2 separate regions of the Homo sapiens genome follow, and region 1 is linked to region 2. Evidence: chromatin loops called from intact Hi-C (ENCODE). Cell type or tissue: heart right ventricle. All regions are shown on one strand. Each heading gives the region's core, and the rest is flanking DNA. Links, peaks and the distances in the headings are about the cores only.

What was found. Hi-C counts contacts between places; a loop is a spot of excess contacts. Peaks named below come from ENCODE experiments on the same cell type or tissue, not always from the same donor. Only the 100,000 strongest peaks of a DNase experiment are listed, where the experiment ranks them.
Region 1: it touches region 2 in a loop (13-fold over the local background); 53 of 110 quality-filtered maps call a loop at or near these places.

The regions. Positions count from the first base shown.
Region 1 is chr7:1,171,508-1,181,573 of GRCh38, forward strand. No RefSeq gene overlaps it. Among named protein-coding and RNA genes, the nearest start is that of ZFAND2A-DT, 16 kb to the left of the region's middle. RefSeq lists a silencer at 5,657-5,706 and an enhancer at 9,288-10,066. In heart right ventricle, for the core only: CTCF peaks have their summits at 4,795 (motif pointing left), 5,003 and 5,718; DNase peaks (open chromatin) are centred at 4,794 and 5,714; H3K4me3 peaks cover 771 bases; H3K27ac peaks cover 582 bases.
Region 2 is chr7:1,082,288-1,092,353 of GRCh38, forward strand. All of the region lies in intron 2 of CHLSN (cholesin), which reads right to left. GPER1 (G protein-coupled estrogen receptor 1) reads left to right here and starts at 5,826. Exons shown (of 2, transcript NM_001098201.3): 1 at 5,826-6,034; 2 at 9,120-10,066. The coding sequence starts at 9,442. In heart right ventricle, for the core only: CTCF peaks have their summits at 4,795 (motif pointing right) and 5,005; DNase peaks (open chromatin) are centred at 4,794 and 5,864; H3K4me3 peaks cover 2,842 bases; H3K27ac peaks cover 2,940 bases.

The sequences.
Region 1 (10,066 bases), core at 2,448-7,447, 89 kb after region 2:
AATCAGCACTCTGTAAAATGCACCAATCAGCACTCTGTAAAATGCACCAATCAGTGCTCTGTAAAATGCACCAATCAGCACTCTGTAAAAATGCACCAATCAGCGCTCTGTAAAATGCACCAATCAGCACTCTGTAAAATGCACCAATCAGTGCTCTGTAAAATGCACCAATCAGTGCTCTGTAAAATGCACCAATCAGTGCTCTGTAAAATGCACCAATCAGCAGGATTCTAAAAGTAGTCAATCGCAGAGAGGATTGAAAAAAGGGCACTCTGATAGGACAGAAATGGAACATGGGCGGGGCCAATAAGGGAATAAAAGCTGGCTGCCACCAACCACCCCCGCCCCCCCCCCCCACCTCTAGCCAGCAGTGGCAACGTGTTCGGGTCCTCGTCTATGCTGTGAAAGCTTTATCCTTTCTCTCTTCACAATAAACCTTGCTACTGTTCACTTTTTGGGTCCGTGCCATCTTTAAGAGCTGTTAACACTCACCGCGAAGGTCCCTAGCTCCATTATCGAAGTCAGGGAGACAACGAACCCACCAGCAGGAACCACCTCCGGACACACTATGTCCCTGCATCCCCGAAGCTCCCGCTACTCCCTGGAATATTCTTTGAAAAGGGTCCCTGTGTCCTTTTTTGCCAGCAACAGAAACTCTAAAAACAGCCACCATTATAGCAATCAATTACCAAACTCTTCTGCTGAGGCCAGGCAGAAAGCAAAGCACAACGGACCTTACCAGGAGGCCCCGCCGCTCCTGTCCAGCCCCTGCCCACTCACTCAGGTGCTCATCACCCCCAGGAGGCTCCACTGCTCCTGTCCAGCCTCTACCCACTCTCTCAGGTGTCCATCACTTCCAGGAGGCTTTGCGCTCCTGTCCAGCCCCTGCCCACTCACTCAGGTGCTCATCACCCCCAGGAGGGCCCCCCTCCCTGCCCAGCTTCCCCCTACTCACTCAGGTGCTCATCACCCCCAGGAGGCCCCACTGCTCCTGTCCAGCCTCTACCCACTCTCTCAGGTGTCCATCACCTCCAGGAGGCTTTGCGCTCCTGTCCAGCCCCTCCCCACTCACTCAGGTGCTCATCACCCCCCGGAGGGTTCCCCCCCTCTGTCCAGGCCATCCCCGCTCTCTCAGGTGGTTGTTGCCCCCGGGGAGGGGCCCTGCTCCTCATCCAGCCCCTCCCACTCACTCAGGTGGTCATCTAGGGGCGAGGTAGACAAAGCCCAGGTACCGACGGCCTTTCCGTCCTCTCTGGTCCCTCTTGGCTGGAGTTCAGGCAGCTAGGTGGCTGGATTCTGTGTTAGGGTGTAGGACAGTGCTAGCCCGGGGTGGCGGGTGCCAGGTCCCTGACATTCCGGGTCTGAGCAGCTGGCAGGAGACTGGGGCAGGAGCCAGCAGTAGCTGCCCTCACCCACAGCACCAGGCTGGCCTGCGTGGGAATCAGAACCCACTGCCTGGTGCTCACAGAGAAGGAGTTTACTCTTCCCCCACCCCCAAAACTGAATGGATTTAATTAGCAGTTTGGGGTTCTCCCCTGTCACGGCTTTGGTCTAAGCTGATGAGGAAACCACAGACTCTCCCACTTTTGTACCCTTTCTTTGATGGGCAAGCGGACGCAGGCGCTGGAAGCCACGTGGCCTGAACCCGGCTCCTCTTGGGGCCTCCCGTGCAGGCCAAACTCCTTTTCTCTGATTGTTATATTATCCCAGAGAGGGCAGAATGGAGCTGGCCGAAAGCTTTTGAACATTGAGTCACGAGTGCAACGCAATGGAGGACTGCGGATATGAAATCTGACAGAGCTGCTGCCGCTGGCCATGCGGCGCCCAAGGGTGGGTGGGGTGTACTCTGTGGCTGTCCGTCATCAGCAGGAGACAGCTGCCCTCTGCCAGGTTGCCGGGGCCGAATTCTCCCTGGCTTCGGATGGCATGGTCCAGGTAGCTGGGGGTGGAAGATTCCGTCCCCTGGATCCACACAGTCACAGCACACTGTTGCCCACTGCATGGCAGCCTTGAGGCCGCCATCTCCTCTATCCTTGGCTCTCACACATGGGGCTCAATCCTGTCTCTTCTCTTTTTTTTGTTTTTTTGAGACGGAGTCTCACTCTTGTCGCCCAGGCTGGAGTGCAGTGGTGTCATCTCAGCTCACTGCAACCTCCGCCTCCCGGGTTCAAGTGATTATCCTGCCTCAGCTTCCCGAGTAGCTGGGATTACAGGCATCTGCCACCACACCCAGCTAATTTTTGTATTTTTAGTAGAGACGGGGTTTTGCCATGTTGGCCAGGCTGGTCTTGAACTCCTGACCTCGGGTGATCCACCCACCTTGGCCTCCCAAAGTGCTGGGATTGCAGGCGTGAGCCACCTCACCCGGTAAACCCCGTCTCTTCTCTAAGGACACATAGGCCCCAGTGTGCCTCCTGCTTCCCCTCCTCCTGCCACATCAGTAGCCATCCACTCTGCACGTCTCGGCGCCTCCCAGAAGCTTGCTCAGAGCACATTAGAAACGCCCGTGATGGAAATCCATTCCTGTTAGGTTTAAGCAGGAAAGAGGATGGCAGGTGCCAGGGTGGCTAAGTGGGCACATAAAGAACCCAGCGACACAGACTCGCAAACGTGACCAGACCCTAGAACCAGGGGAAGAGTGTGCCGTGAAGACAGGCACAAACAAGGCAAATGAGTAATTATGTGGCTGCAGCTTCCGCAGCAGAGCTCGATAAGCAGCGCTAAGCTTCCCCAGCCCCATCCATCCAGGGCCAGGAACCCGGGGGGGAGATGGGCCCGATGTGCCACATCCACACAAGCATTAAAATTGAGTCCCACAGGCACAGGACCCCATCCCTTCCCATTTTCCCTGACAGTCTCTTTCAGGGTAAAGGTATAGAACACAGTTAAGGTTTCTTACCTCCTTCCCCGCAATAATAATTGGCAGTTACTCAGCTCTCTGGGGTGTCGTAAGTAAGGGGCGCACGGGGAGACCAGGCTGCTATCATTAGGAAGTACTGATTTTAGCTGGACTGGACGCGTGTCAGCCAGGAGATGCAGTGAATAGAGTGAGGTGAGAGCACCCCCACTCCACACACCAATTTATTTTTTTTAATTTAAATTAATTTTTTTTTTTGAAACAGTCTTGCTCTGTCACCCAGGCTGAAGGGCAGTGGCACAATCTCGGCTCACTGTAACCTCCGCCTCCTGGGTTCAAGTGATTCTCCTGCCTCAGCCTCCTGAGTAGCTGGGATTACAGGCACATGTCACCACACCTGGCTAATTTTTGTATTTTTAGTAGAGACGGAGTCTCACCACGTTGGCCAGGCTGGTCTCGAACTCCTGACCTCAGGTGACCCACCTGCCTTGGCCTCCCAAAGTGCTGAGATTACAGGCGTGAGCGGCCGCGTCTGGGCCTTGTCCCTGTTTCAGCTAGTCCTCAATTAGGTCTAATGTCCAAGCCCCGCCTCTGGAGTCAAGTCCCCGCTCCCACCTCACTTCCAGGCCCCTGACAAAAGAGCCACGCCACCCGCCACCGCCCGTGGGCTGTGTGTGTTCTTACCGTGGGCCACTGTTCTTCCTACACAGAGGAGTGGACGGCCAGATGCGTGGCCTGAGGCTCTGGCCCGGAGATTTCTGTCCACAGTGTCTTTCAGGGCCACCTCTGAGTGGGCCTGTAACGTGGCAACAATCCACTTTCAGTGGGTGCTCAGTACTGAGCCAACCCACTTGCGAACCAAGGGCGGCTCTGTTCTTCCTCCGTCTGCTGGTCACCAAGTTCCCCTCCCATGACCGCAGGTGGGAACGGGCAGAAGGTACTGGCGTGGCAGTGGAGGGTGGTGTCCCCCCCGCACTCGGACCTGCTTGGGCCTGTCCCATGGACCCTTCCACTCGGAGCCCTGCGGCTGGGCTGCCTGGCCTGTGACTTGTTGGATCTGACGGGGTCCAGCTCAGAAGGGAAGCTCTTGCCACATAGTTGCTTCATGCCCCCTGGCCAGATAGTGCCCTGTTCCGTCTCCGCCAGGGCCAGACGGTTCCCTGCTGCAGGGGACATGGGGCAGGGGACACCTGGCCTTGCTGTGGAGCCTTGGGAATACAGTGTGTTCTCTGGTCGGGCTGTCATGAATTCCACACACGTCTTTTCCCACCCCAGCTACCCCTAGTGCCATGAGGGTCAGCAGGTGTGAGCCACCATGCCCAGCTAATTTCTGTCATTGTTTTTGTAGAGATGGGGTTTCGCCATGTTGGTCAGGCTGGTCTTGAACTCCTGTGTTCAAGCGATCCACCCGCCTTGGCCTCCCAAAGCACTGGGATTCCAGGTGTGAGCCACCACGCCCGGCCGGGACAAAATTTTAAACGCATGCTTTTGTCCTTCCGTGTGAACAGGAACTGCTTCTGATCTCCGTACTGACAGGGATGGGAAAAGGCCCTTTCCAGCTCAGCGGCCAACGTCGCATCCCTGAGGCCGTGTGCCTGCTCCGGGGAAGACGCCGTGCCTGTAGCCGTTTCGGGCTTTGACTTGGTGAGGTCTGCACCATCCTCGGTCGTATTTCATGACTGGTCTTGCTTTTTTGCAGGGGCCAGAATAATTATTTAAACGGGCATGGGATGGGGACCTCTGGATCTTTACAGCTGGCTCAAAGCCCTGCCCGTCTCCCAGGAACACATCATTGCTTTGATTTCTTATCTTGCAAGGGGAGCCGGGGCAGCAGGGGCTGCAGTTTCAGAGGCTTCTGCGTGGCCGTGTCCGCCAGGACAGCTTCCGGGACACCGAGAAACCCATGTGGGCGTTTTCCAGGTACCACGCGCGCCCTCCAGTGGTGGTTGCGGGAATGACGGCTGGTCGGGACCAGAAGACCCACTGGGCACCATGAGCGTTTCCTCCCTAAGCATTAACGGCAGCGTAGACCCCCGTCCAGCCGTCCCTGAAGTGTCCGGCATCTCCTTCGAGGGAGGCTGTAGGGTCCTCTCGTGCAAGGCCCAGGCGCATCGTGACAGCTTGCACGCGCTGTGGTTCGGGGAGGTCTTCCTGCAGGCACTGAGTCACAGGTCAAAGGCTGGCTCAGGTCAGGAAGCCAAGCAAAGCACCGAGACGTTGCCTTGCAGTGGCTTCCCGCCGCCCTCTGGTATCCATTGTTGACTTCTCTTGGTTCGATCTTTAAGTAATATTCTTGTTGGCTGTCTGTCTGTCCCCTAGGAATACCACGTTTTATGAACCATCTTCATAGCCGTCTGCAGCTCCCGCTTCCCCGTCACCACTCAGCCTGCTGCCCTCGCAAGGATTCCACCCACCTGGCTTCTGATGAGTCAGCACTACCACCTGACCCCAATTATTCTGGGGTCCCATGATTTTCATTGCTACTAGGGAAACCTTTCTAGAACCACGTCTTGTATCGTCTGCTCTGGCTTACAGAGGACAGACACTCCTGAGCCCCTTGACAGCACCGGTGCCCCCGGCCAGCCCATTCCTTGTTGATACCAGGTTGCATTCCCCTGGGCCCTCCTGTGCAACGTGGTTGGCTGGCGTTTTGGTTTTATTGTGTTTTCCCGCTGTATGTGGTATCTCCCTGTTAACTGCCCACTTCTCGGAGCCTTCTTTTTTTAAATTTTTTCTTATGGTAGAGACAGGATCTTGCTCTGTTGCCCAGGCTGGAGTGCAGTGGCATCATTACAGCTCGTCACACCGAGGAACCCATGTGGGCGTTTTCCAGTTACCACGCGCGCCCTCCAGCGGTGTTTGCGGGAATGACGGCTGGTCGGGACCAGAAGACCTACCGGGCACGAGGAAGCTTTCCTCCCTGAGCATCAACCGCAGCCTAGACGCCCGTCCAGCCGTCCCTGAAGTGTCCAGCATCCCTTTCCAGCTTTATGTGGTATCTCCCTGTTAGATGCCCACTTCCTGGAGCCTTCTTTTTTAAAATTTTAAATTTTAGAGACAGGATCTTGCTCTGTTGCCCAGGCTGGAATGCAGTGGTATCATCACAGCTCACTGCAGCCTCGAACTCCTGGCCTTAAACGACCCTCCTGCTTCTGCTTCCTGAGTAGCTGGGATTACAGGTGCACCCCACCGTGCCCAGCCAATTTTGTTTTTTAGTTTTTGTAGAGATGGGGTCTTGCTATGTTGCCCAGGCTGGTCTTGAACTCCTGGGCTCAAATGATCCTCCTGCCTCAGCCTCCCAAAGTGCTGGGATTACAGGTGTGAGCCACTGCACCCAGCCAGATCATTTCTTTTCTTTTTCTTTTCTTTTCTTTTTTTTTTTTTTTTTGAGACGGAGTCTCACTGTTTCGAGGCCAGGCTGGAGTGGTGCAGTGGTGTGACCAGGGTGCAATCTGGGCTCACTGCAACCTCTGCCTCCCAGGTTCAAACAACTCTCCTGCCTCAGTCTCCCAAGTAGCTGAGATTACAGGTGCCCACTACCACGCCGCTAATTTTTTGTATTTTTAGTAGAGATGGGGTTTCACCATATTGGCCAGACTGGTCTCGAACTCCCAACCTCATGTGATCCACCTGCCTTGGTCTAACAAAGTGCTGGGGTTACAGGTGTGAGCCACTGCACCCGGCCTCATTTCTTTTTATTGTCAGATAATATTTCCCCAGACGGATGGGCCACACTTTGCTTATCCATTCAACATTTCCCTCTTGAAGGTCACCTTGGTTGCTTCCAAATTTGAACAATGGTGAATAAAACTGCTACAAACATTCACATGCAGGTTTTTGTGTGAATATATGTTTTCAACTCATTTGGGTAGATTCTAAGAGGCACAATTGCCGGATCTGATGGCAAGAATATGTTTAGATCCGTAAGAAAACACCCAAGTGTCATTCTCACAGCCATGATGAGAATTCCTGTTGCTCCACGTCCTCACCAGCATTTGGTGATGTCGGTGTCTGGATTTTGGTCATTCTAACAGCGGTGTGGTGGTTTCTACATTGTCGTTTTCATTGGCAGTTCCCTAAAGACATAAGATGTTGAGCATCTTTCCATATACTTATTTGCCCTCTGTATATCTTCTTTGGCATCTGATACCCTTTATAAGGTCCAACTTATCAATCTTTTATAGATTATGTTTTTGGTGTGGTATCTAAAAATTCATTGCCAAGCCAGGCGTGGTGGCGTGTGCCTGCAGTCCCAGCCACTGGGGAGGCTGAGGAGGGAGGATTGCTTGAGTCCAGGAGTTGGAGAACAGCCTGGGTAATGTAGCAAGACTCCATCTCAAATAATAATAATAAAGATGATAAAAACTCATTGCCAAACCCAGGGTTACCTTGATTTTCTCCTATGTAATCTTCCGGAAGTTTTATAGCTTTGCATTTTATAATCAAGTGATTTTAAGTAATGATCCATTTTTGAGTTAATTTTTGTGAAAGGTGTAAAGCCTGTGTCTATATATATGTATATGTATATATATACACACATATATACTTAATTTAATTTAATTTAATTTTGAGATGAAGTCTCACACCGTCACCCAGGCTGGAGTGCAGTGGCACGATCTTGGCTCACTGCAACATCCACCTCCTGGGTTCAAGCGATTCTCCTGCCTCAGCCTCCCAAGTAGCTGGGACTACAGGTACACGCCACCATGCCCGGCTAATTAAAAAAAACTTTTTTTGTAGAGATTGGGTATCACTGTGTTGCCCAGGCTGGTCTTGAACTCCTGACCTCAAGTGATCCTCCTGCCTCAGCCTCCCACAGTGCTGGGATCACAGGCGTGAGCCACCGAGGCTGGCCTAGATTCTTTTTTTTTTCTTTTTGTATATGCATGTTCACTTGTCCCAGCACCATGTGTTGAAAAGACGATTCTTCCTTCATTACGTTTCCTTTGCTCCTTTGTCAAGGCTCGGCGGACGGTATTCGTGTGGCCAATTTCTGTGCTCTCCCTTCTGTTCCATTGATCTATTTGTGTTCTTTCACCGATATCACTGTCTTGATTATTGTAGCTTCATGTTAAGTCTTGAAGTCAGATGTTATTAAAAGCCTTAAAAATGGTTTCCCTGCACCTGCTAGGGGTTATCAGAATGTAATCCACAACCACTGGTGATGGGTGCTGGTGGCCAGCCTTGATACTGGCTGGCAGGGGCCCGGCTCTAAGCCTCCCCTGCAGAGTGTACTTGCTGGGACCGCTCCTGGCACTGACTGCTGTAGGTTGGGTTCCCTGGAAACAGACTCAGACGGATCATCGCGTGCAGGGGCCTACTGAGGGGTGCATTCGAGGACAGCACCTGGAAGGCCCTGCAGGAAGCTGGGGGGCAGAGGGTGAAGCTGAAATGCAATCCAGTGGGCCGGGCATGGTAGCTCACACCTGTAATCCCAGCACTTTGGGAGGCCAAGGTGGACAGATCACCTGAGGTCAGCAGTTCGAGATCAGCCTAGCCAACATGGCAAAACCCCGTCTGTACTAAAAATACAAAAAAAAAATTAGCTGGTCTTGGTGGTGTGCACCTATAATCCCAGCTACTTGGGAGGCTGAGGCAGGAGAATCACTTGAACCCAGGAGGCAGAGGTTGCTGTGAGTTGAGATCGCGCCACTGAACTCCAGCCTGGGCGACAGAGTGAGACTCTGTCTCAAAAAAGGAACACAATCCAGTGGCATCCTGAGGGCACCCAGGGGCTCTGGAGCTGGGATGTCCCTTCACCATAGTCCCAAATTGAGGCCAAGGGGCTGGGCATCGTCCCTGCATCTCGTAATGATTCCGTGAGACCCTGGGTGCGGAGGCCCCTTTGGCGGAGGGAAGTTCCCTTGCAGAGACAGGCAGCTAGGGGAATAAGCACCTCCGTTTTGCAGGGCTCTGGATGGTGGACTCCAGCACCCACTACCCGCTTCAGATCTCAGCCGAATCTCACTCATCAGAGAAGCTGTCTGCGTTGACAGATGCGGCTCGAGGTTAAGTGGTCCACCCGGGCCGCCTCACGGTTGGGAGGCCTTTTAAGCCAACCTCAAAATCTGGAGGCCTGTCTCACCGTGCAGGGTGCTGATAATGGAGAATTTAAAATTTAATCTATATGTTAAGATACTGTTGGTTTCTTGCCTAACGAGAGAGTGAGACGGGGAGAGAACACTCCGAGTTACCTGAAGGGCTTTCTGTGGCTAAGCTGGTCTCCGGACCCCCGCGAGCCAGAATCCCTTCCTGCCTGGTGCTCTAGCCAGAGGCGGTCATATTGTCAACAATCACATTTTCAGGAAAAGATTTGAATTCCTTAATCAAGCAAGGACAAAGGCTAAGAGACGAACGGTCAATATTAATAGAAGCAAGGATTAGAAATTAGTTGGTGGCTTAACTGATATTTTTAGAATCCACTAGAAAGGGATAAGGAATCTAAAAACAGGAGCGTGGTAAATGCTACATAATTCAGCACCGGATCACGGTTAGCTTAATGTCCTTTGTAAAGAAACGATTACAAATTATGTGGGAGGACTTAGCTGTAAAACTGCTGGAAAAGCAGAATTTGATCAGAGACAGGCAGCCTAGATTTATGAGAAGAAACAGGCCCGTGCGTCGCGTTGGAGATTTTAAAAGATATTATATTTATGACAGACAATGAGGGTGCTTTGTGTGGCCTACATCTGTGAAGAATTTGCTAATACCGGACTTAGAGATTTATTCTGAAGGTAAGTAGTGGGAACAGAGGTAAGAAGAAATCCCGCACCTCCAAAGCCCCACGTCTCCTTCAGGCAGGTGCCCTTTGAACGACACTGGAGGCAAAGCGAGAACGGTCCGTGGGTCGTCTCCCGTGCCGTCCACTCAGCCCAGCACGGCGGGGGGCCTGGTCACGGATTCCTATGCGTGTGAGTGGTGGATTAATCTCGTTTCACCAACACCTGGTCACACAGGAAGCCGGGGCAGTGAGGAACGGCTCCGACATGATGTCGAAATGACCCTCCTCACCCTTTCTTTTCAGTGGAGACAGCAGGGATTTCTGTGTCTTGTAGAGTCCTTGAGGAAGCCGTAGGCCACGGAAGTGTCTGGTCTCAGGCGGTCCTTTGAGAGGCAGCTGGTGAACGTCCCCCAAGGAGACAGAGCCTCTGGGGACAACAGGGGCTTTCATCTGGGAGCAGTGAGGACCCCCGAGGGGGCGTGGCAGGG
Region 2 (10,066 bases), core at 2,351-7,350:
GCTCCCGCCCAGCGCGTGGCTCCGCGGCGCCCTGTGTGCCTGGGGGGTGAGAGAGGGTGGCGGGGGCGAGGTGCTTGTGAGGCACATCACAATGGGGCCCGAGGGCGCTGCGTGCACAGGACTCTACAGCACAGTCTTCATGGGCCGTTGGTCTGAGTTACTCAGAGCAGGGGATGATCCATCCCCACTTAAAGACAAAGTGAATGGGGTTAAACAGGTGCTGTGAGTGGCTGGGACGGGCTCACAGGAGGAGGGGCCAGCATGGGCCACGCACCACACTCTCACCCAAGACCCAAAGCCGGCCAGGCCACCGATGGGCAGAGATGACTGCAGCTTCCAGAATAGTGGGCTTCATGGGGTGGGCATCCCAAAGCATATCACAGCCCCTGGGGGGCAGGGCAGGTGCTGCATGATCCTGGTCCTGTGTCCAGCTCCTGCCACTGCCCCATCTCGTAACCCTCTGGACACAGAGAACGCAGAGAACAGGCAGTGTTCCATGTTCCCACCAAGGGGAAGATCCAGCGCCCGCAGAGAACTAAGGAAGCACCGGGGAGTGTGGTGCTACTGAAGAGAGGATGCGTCATTTGCATTTATCCAAAGAAAGGGTTCACGATGTCTTACGTTCAAACAGATAAAATCAGACTGAGGTGGGGTGGGAGGAGCCTCCCCGAGGCTCCTTGAGGAACTGCCTGGCAGTGACCGAGGTGGGGCTGGGACAATGCCCAGGTGCTGGCCTCTCCTCGGATATTCCGCCATGTGCTCCTGGGGGCGGAGGGTCCCCCAAGGGCAGAGCTCAGCCAGCACCACCCTGCCCACTCTTCTGTAAAGTGCCCCTGGCACGACGCTCCCAGAGAACCCAAGGATGCGCCCAGAATGCTCCCAGCAACCACTGAGGGGGCCCTGCTGGGAGACCCGCAAAACTGCCAATGCCTTGTAGGCCAGCAGCCGCACGCGCCTTCAGTGCTGGAGTCACGCCCAGGGGCTGACGGGCCAGATGGTCTCTGAGTGCAGCAAATTCCGTCTTGTGAGGGAAAGTGATAGAAGATGAGAGTGTGGGCCGGGCGCGGTGGCTCAAGCCTGTAATCCCAGCACTTTGGGAGGGTGAGGCGGGTGGATCACGAGGTCAGGAGATCGAGACCATCCTGGCTAACACAGTAAAACCCCATCTCTACTAAAAAAAAATACAAAAAATTAGCCGGGCCTGGTGGCAGACGCCTGTAGTCCCAGCTACTCGGGAGGCTGAGGCAGGAGAACGGTGTGAACCCGGGAGGTGGAGCTTGCAGTGAGTGGAGTTCGCACCACTGCACTCCAGCCTGGGCGACAGAGCAAGACTCCATCTCAAAAAAAAAACAAAAAAAACAAAAAAAAACACGAGAGTGTGGAGGCGCAGACGACGGGAGCACCTGAGCTTCCGTGCTCAGCATGCTGTGGTCAACTGTGGTCTGCACACACCCACCGTTAACTGGGCCCTCCAGCTGCAGACACCAAACAGGGACAGGACGGCGGCACCGACGCGCCCACGTCCACCAGTGCCAGGCGACACAGCAGAAAACCAGGATGCCCTGCCCCTCACCGCACTGTTTCCGGGCTCGGCAGGCACACACCCTGAATGAAAGGCTCCAACCTGGCGCGGAGCCACGGCCTGCGTGCTTCTGAAGGAACAAGAGAGACGAAGTCACTGTGGGCCGCACCACGTCCTGACAGCAGCTAACCTCCCCAGGCCGGAATGGAACAGATGGAAGACATGGCAAGTCTGTCTGAGGGGAGGTCACAGGATGTCCCTAAAGTCAGGATATGGCACGGAATGCAGAAATTGGAGCAGAGTTCCAACCCCGCCTGCCACTGGTGCGGCAAAACCCGCACACCCCACACACAGCTTCCTTGGGACCTGGGCTCTTTCTATAAAGGGGCTGCTGGTGCATGTCTCCTTAATGCTCCAGGCCTGTGAGGATCGGATGCCCGAGGGTGCTCCTGCATGTCACGCGGAGGCGGGGGACGCCAGCGATGCCCTCCCGGGGGCGTGGGAAGGGGCTCTCGGCCTCCCTTGACTCTCCATCATCAGAGAATGTGTCCGCCTGGCATGTGAGACACGGCGCACTTCTCCGAACCTCGGGCTGTCTTCCAGCATGTGTTAGCTCTAGAATTCCTTCTGCACACAGCTTGATGTCTCCCCTGTAAGGTGGATCCGGCGCGTGGTACTGTGAGCACCTCCAACCAACTGCTCCCTCCCTTGTGCCTATGGGGGAGAAGCGAATGAGCCAGGACTGGGCTAATCTCAGGCAGTGCCGCCCCACCCTTGCCCCTGGTGGACCGCTCCCCTTGAAAAGGAGCAGCAGTTGGTGGGAAGGGAAGCCTCACTCCGCCCAGCAGAGACAAGGGGTGTGTGGGATCTCACAGAACCGTGTAGACCCACGCACCCCCACTGTACAGATGGGCACTGAGGCTCAGGAAGGTTAGAGACGTTGCCCGGTATCACACAGCACGTGGGGTGAGGAAGTGGAACCCGGGCTGGAGCCGGCAACGCTGAAAACCAGGGTTGTTTGGACGGCGACATGCAACTCCCTGAGGGCTCTGCTCCTGCAGAATCAGGGGGACCCATGCTGCTGCCTACCATGGAGGGCATGGGAGAGGACTGGGGATGGGACAGGGAGCAGGAAGGGGTTGCTCAGTCAGTCAGTGCTGGCAGAGGGAGGGGCGCTGGGAAGGCACTGCAGGCCCTGTGTCTGGGGCCTCTCAGCACAAGGACTGGGCTTTGCACGCGAGGACTGAAGGGTCAAAGGCGAGGGCCAAGGTTTCCTACGTGGCATTCACTCGGGAGGGCTCCTGAAGCTGGAGACACACTGCCTTACTTTGTGCGTGTTTTTCTCTATGCATTATCCAGTATTTGGCTATGTGTGCATTTAGCTCAATAAGCAATGATCAGATGAAATTCCCCTTGAAGTTCTTTCCTTTTATTCTATCCTGGGGATGAACAGAAAAATATTTTCACTTCTTAAAAATTCATAACGACATCAGATCCAACAAGGAAATCAGTGCCTGAAAAGATGACTATTGACCCAGGACGCCTCTGGTGTACAGGCCGAGACCATGTGCTCAGAGTCAGCCGGCCCCTCCCAGATCTGCTCCTGGCCAGCTGTGAGGCCGCGGTGACACCACCTCCCTGCAGTCAGTTTCTGCAACCATGAGACGGGGAGAAGGACAGCCCTGCCTCACAGGCTCTGAAGGAGGGTGACCTAAGATCAAGCACGCAGAGCACCGCACAGCGCCCAGCATGCATGTGTACAATGTCACATTCTACACTGAAGGAGGCTGAGACAGGAGGATCTCTTGAGCCCAGGAGTTCAAGACCAGCCTTGGCAATACAGTGAGACCTTATCTCTACAAAAAAATTAAAAAAAAAAAAAAAATTAGCGGCTCGCATCTGTAGTCCCAGCTACTCAGGGGCCGGGGTGGGAGGATGGCTTGAGCCTGGGAGGTGGAGGCTGCAGTGAGCTGAGATCAGGCCACTGCACACTGGCCTGGGCAACAGAGCAAAATCCTGTCTCAAAAAAAAAAAAAGATTTAAAAATCGGCAAAAGGTCTCTATGCCTTACAAATAGTCCACGAGATTCCTGCCATGCCGTCACACATCAAGTATTAAGTAGGTCTTGGAGACGGAAGTTCCTGCAGTCCGGGCCCTGTCTCTTACATCAGTAGCTGTACAGTACAAGTTACTTACCCGCCCAGTGCCCACAGGAGAAGGCTGCGCTCCAAGACCCAGATGCCCCGATCCGCTGACTCTATGCTGCAAGCAGGAAATCTAGGAGTATCGGCCACTCGCCCGCCCAGGGCAGGCTCCCCAGGAAACCCAGGGCACGTGAGTGGAGAGCTTGGGAGCTGAGCTCTTCCTCAGCCGCTGGGATGGGCAGAGAGACCAGAAGCCATGGGTTTGCACTAGCAGGGTGCAGCTATTTTTAAGTGACATGTCTCAGCTATTTCAAGGTTTGAATTTTTATTTTACTTATTTTTTTCTGTACTTTCTCATGACTCACATCTTTCAAAATTGTGTCTCAGGCATTTTTAATGCTGAAATCATCTCAACTTCACAGCTGGTCAAAAAATGTCTAAGAGCAAATCAGCTCTTTATCATCCAAATACAAAAAGGTACATATTAGAGTTGTCAACTTTCTACTGCTGGAAGAAAACTCCACGTTAGTATTTTTCCATTAAAAAATTAACACAGCATTCTGTTTAGGAAATGTGTGTATATTTCCTAAAATACACATCTGAAAGACTTTAAATTGCTATTGCACAGATGCCTTGAGCCCCAGCAGGTCCCGAGGGGCCGAGTGCCCCTGGAGGCCCAGCACCCCACTCTTGCACCTGCACCAGCTCTCCTGGCGGGGAGCAGGTCCCGAGGGGCCGAGTGCACCTGGAGGCCCAGCACCCCAGTCCTCTGCCTGCACCAGCTCTCCTGGGGGGGAGGGGGAAGGGGGGAGCCCACGCAGGTCTCTGAACCACGCCTCAGGCTGCAGCAGCCGCATTACTCATACTCAGCGGACAAAGGATCACTCAGCATTCAATCTCACCACTTCAAAACATTACAGAGGGAAAACGACACCTAGAAGTAGGAGTGAGATTCGCTGAAGTTCCCTTCTGAGGAAGACCCACCCCTCCGCCTGGAGAGCCGGGGCTGGCGGTGCCTGAGGACCCCTTCGGCCTGGACAGCCCACGCGGGCTTGGGGGGCCTCGCTCTGCCCTCATGGGGCGGCCATCGGTTCCCGAAGCGGCGAGTGAAAATTCAAATGGCCAGTAGGGGGCGCACTCGGAAGTGGCCGCCCCGCATGAGGCAGTTCAGCGGCCCCGAGAGTCCGGGGAGGGAGGTTTATTCTCCGCCTGCACGAGACTGTGAAATCCGCAACCATGAGCAGGAGAGGCGGCCCTGGTGGGGAAGAGGCCACCAACATCTGGACGGCAGGTAAGTTCCGACGCTTCTGCAGCGAGCGCGGGAGGAGGGACCTGAGGCACCGCTAACACTCAGAGAAAACTACCGGCTGAGGGTCCCTGGTCTGAATGCTTGGGACCGGAAGAGTTTCGGAGTTCAGATTTTTGCAGATTTTGGAATATCTGCAGGTACAGAATGAGAAAGCTAAATACGAAATTCATTTGTGTTTCATACACACCTTATACACACTGCCTGAAGGCAACTTTATAAAAACACTTTTAACAATTTCATGCATAAAACAAACTTTGAACTGCCTGGACTGCAGCCCGCCACACGAGGTCAGGTGTGGAATTTTCCACTTGTGTCACGACGCTCCAACAGTGTCGGACTGTGGGGCACTCTGGATTTCAGATTTCCAGATGCTTAACCAGTACTCAGATTCCTAAGTTACTTGTCAGAAATGCCTATTTCTTGGGATTACACTTCTCTCTGCAAATGTCTGTGAAATTCCTGTTAAATTCTTTATGGATCATGCACATGCTACTAAGTTAATTATGAAATTTAGTGTTTAACGCAGGTCAGTTGCAAAAACAAGAATATTGCTTGCTTCAACCCAGGAGGACAGGTTATTGCCTAAAAGATACACAACACCTAGTATGATGCCTTCAAACTTAAAGAAAGGTTTGTATCTGTGGGTGAAGAAAAGCAGTTAAACCAGAAACTTCCACAAAAACAAGTCTAGTAGAACTGAGCTGATTGCCAAAGTGTGGGAGAAAAAGGGCCAGCAAAAAAATGGTTAACACTAGCCTTCTGAGGAGGCCGCCCAGAGCCTGGCCAGAGAGGAGCCAGAGAGGAGCGGGGCGGAGGGGGCCTATAAAGCCCTGTGCCAAGGGGCAGACTCACTGGCTCAGAGGGAGGACGCACCCGCCAGCCAGCCGGGAACCTTCCCTCGCGGGCTCCCAGGGCGGGTCTCTTCCTCTCTCTAGCCCTGCTCAGGCATTCGGCAGGTCCAGCAGAGGTACACCTCCTGCAGCGGGTTCCAAGTGCACCTCCAGCCTGATGGGCCTGACCAAGGAGGCTTCCAGGAGCACAGAAGGGGCTGCAACCCAGGTAGGACTCAGCCTCGGCCTGGCGGTGCCATACCACTGACTAGGGGAGCGGGTGGGTGGTGCCACCCAGGCCGCTGTCCTGTTATGGGAACAGCTGAACACAGACCAGACACCTCACCCCCTGGTGAGAGCAGCACCCAGCTTCCCAAACTCAAGGCACAGACCCCTCTCCCCCGGAGCTCCGGTGGTCTCAGCGTGACCGCAGCAGGGGCTTTGCCTGGACGGCCTTTCTAACTCGTGCTGAAAGCAGGACCCAGTATTCCGTCACGTTCTGTCCCAGCAAGAACGTGTCTCACTTCAAGAAAATGAGGGTGCCCACTCTGCCCTGCCCTGCGGTGCCCCAGTCACTCTCACCAACCCTGAAGCCCTGGGAGGGCCACACGCCTTTTGACAGATGCAGACTTAATACAGCTGACTAAAGTGTGGCTTTATTTCTCTATGACAAGCAGAGGAAATCTGAAATGAGGTATTGCACTGTTTATAACTCCATGGCCACCTCCAGTGAGGACGTGGGGCCAGTGGTGAATGGCACACTAGGTTCCTCTCACCCAGGACCACATCAGACACTAGGACACATCAGACACCAGGTCCCGTATCTTCTCGGTGTCTGGCAACGATCAAAAGACTCAATTTACATGGGAAAGAAATGAATGACTCGTTTTTAAACTATTTTTCCCTTGGAGTTCATTTAACAAAATTAGGAAAGAAAATAAACGTTAAGTTGAGGGTTCTGCCCACCTTTAAACTTCCTGCCACGCCACGGTCTAATACGTTCCAAAATTTCTACATTTAAAGAGCAAAACAAGTCCTCTGTGCCGTTTTTAAGAAATTAAATACAGAGGCGAAATGCGGAGTCTTTCAACCTTCCCGACAGAGCCTGAGAGCAGAGGCATTTATGCTGTTCAATGGTATTATCTACTAAAGATGAATCAAGAGTGCAAAATAACCAAAATCAAATTCACCAGCCCCAGCTAAGTGAAGGTTATTCAGTACTTTTAGAATAACTGACACAGAGGCAGTGATTCATCTTGTCTTCCCCACCCGCCTGTTTTTGAGATGGGGCCTCACTGCAGTAGCTCAGGCTCGAGTGCAGTGGTGTGATCTCGGCTGAGGCTCGAGTGCAGTGGTGTGATCTCGGCTGAGGCTCGAGTGCAGTGGTGTGATCTTGGCTCACTGCAACCTCTACCTGCCAGGCTCAGGCGATCCTCCTGCCTCAGCCTCCCGAGTAGCTGGGACTACAGGCGCACACCACTATGCCCAGCTACTTTTTTTGTCTTTTTTTAGTAGAGACAGGGTTTCGCCATGTTACCCAGGCTGGTCTCGAACTCCTGAACTTGAGCAATCCTCCCACCTCATCTTCCTGAAGTGCTGGGATTATAGGCCAGCCTTTTTTTTTTTTTTTTTTTTAAGTAAGTATTTTCAAGCAATAGGTCAACAAATCTCTAGTCTGGTTTTGCAGCACTTCAAAACAATAACCCCTGGCCCGGCGCGGTGGATCACACCTGTAATCCCAGCACCGTGGGAGGCCAAGGCGGGCAGATCACTACAGGTCAGAAGTTCGATACAAGCCTGGGCAACATGGTAAAACCCCATCTCTACTAAAAATATAAAACATTAGCCAGGCGTGGTGGTGCACACCTATAATCCCAGATACTCAGGAGGCTGAGGCAGGAGAACCACTCTAACCCGGGAGGCGGCAGTTGCAGTGAGCCGAGATTGTGCCACTGCACTCCAACCTGGGTGACCAAAAAAAAAAAACATTCAAAACAATAACTCCTAATGATTTCAAAAGGTAAAATGAAAATTCCCAAAGGAAAAACAACTCAAACCCATTTTGAAGTGTTAGTTTACTCCAGGGCACCAGCACCATCTGGGCCAGGTAATTCTCTGCTGGGCTTGGGCACCTGTCCTAGGCACTGTAGGGAGCTGAGCGGCAGCCCTGGCCCCACCAGCACCCCCCTGTGACTGCCCCCGCATCCCCAGAGACTGCCAGTGTCTGCAGGCTGAGACCCCCGTGGCCCGCTGCATAGAGAACTTCCAGGAGCACAGTGACACGGGGCAGGTGACGGGACCCTCCCCACTGGCGGCAGAGCCGGGGTGACACGGGGCAGGTGACAGGACCTCCCCACTCGCAGCAGGGCCAGGGTGACACGGGGTGGGTGATGGGACCCTCCCCACTGGCGGCAGAGCCGGGGTGACACAGGGCAGGTGATGGGACCCTACCCACTGGCGGCAGAGCCGGGGTGACACGGGGCGGGTGACGGGACCTCTCCACTGGCGGCAGAGCCAGGGTGACACGGGGTGGGTGACGGGACCCTCCCCACTGGCGGCAGAGCCCGGGCACCGCCGTGGGCGGACAGCCCACTTCTCCCTCTCTGCAGAGGATAAGCTCGGGAGGGACTCTCTCCCTGGAGTTTCTTCCTAGGTTACAAACAGCATTGCAAAAACATATTAGGTTTTACAATAATTTGTTAAAACATGAAATAAAAACGTACATATTATTTCCCAAAACAATGACCCCTTTCACTCTATATTACGAAAATAAGTTTATTTTTGGTACCTAGAACACAGAACTAGCATGAGGAAACCGCTGAACTTCTGTTTTATCGTAAGAGAAGATTCTGCTCTGATGTCCAGCTTTCTGGACCCACTCTCTCTCTCTCAGAAACACTGGCTTTCCCTTCCTATCTTACTTCTCCATCAGCTGCTGAAATGCATTTTCCCCTCTCCTCACAAATGCCGTTGTCCTGGGGCGGCCGTGCCCATACCTTCATTGCTTCCTGGGCCTGCTCTGTGGCTATAAAGGGAAAAACACCCCTGCCTGTGGGAGTGACTCACGTCCAGCCTCCAGCTGCAGCTGAGCAGCCGTGGGACCTGCAGGAAAGAAGGCCATGTACTTCCCACAGGCGACTCTTCCACCTCAGCTCAACCACAGCCACCTCCCGAGCTCATAAAGCTGAGGTTCTGGCCCTCCCCAGTGCTCCTGACACACCCAGACTCTACAGACACCCGGCCAGGGGAGCCAGGCCTTGTCCCAAAGCTGGGGCCACTCGATGAGACTTCATCCTCTCCTGTTGCTTCTCCAGGTACCCAGAGAGTGAGCAGCTCCACGCGGGACTGTGCACGGTGGCCGACACCCGCAGGGACGCCCGCCGGACGAGCACGCGGAGGGCCCTCGCCTCCACGGATGCACCATGCCGGTGTGAGGAGCATCTGTTCTTCCCACTCTCTGCAGTTAACAAACCCAACCCAAACCACCACAGGTGCTCCTCCTGGGGAGTTTCCTGTCTGACAAATGCCAGGCTCACTTCAAGGAGAATCACGCTTCTTTCTAAAGATGGATTCACCATTTAAAACAGAGCTCTGGGAGCCTTTCGGCAAATCTTGAAAGCTGCACGGTGCAGAGACATGGATGTGACTTCCCAAGCCCGGGGCGTGGGCCTGGAGATGTACCCAGGCACCGCGCAGCCTGCGGCCCCCAACACCACCTCCCCCGAGCTCAACCTGTCCCACCCGCTCCTGGGCACCGCCCTGGCCAATGGGACAGGTGAGCTCTCGGAGCACCAGCAGTACGTGATCGGCCTGTTCCTCTCGTGCCTCTACACCATCTTCCTCTTCCCCATCGGCTTTGTGGGCAACATCCTGATCCTGGTGGTGAACATCAGCTTCCGCGAGAAGATGACCATCCCCGACCTGTACTTCATCAACCTGGCGGTGGCGGACCTCATCCTGGTGGCCGACTCCCTCATTGAGGTGTTCAACCTGCACGAGCGGTACTACGACATCGCCGTCCTGTGCACCTTCATGTCGCTCTTCCTGCAGGTCAACATGTACAGCAGCGTCTTCTTCCTCACCTGGATGAGCTTCGACCGCTACATCGCCCTGGCCAGGGCCATGCGCTGCAGCCTGTTCCGCACCAAGCACCACGCCCGGCTGAGCTGTGGCCTCATCTGGATGGCATCCGTGTCAGCCACGCTGGTGCCCTTCACCGCCGTGCACCTGCAGCACACCGACGAGGCCTGCTTCTGTTTCG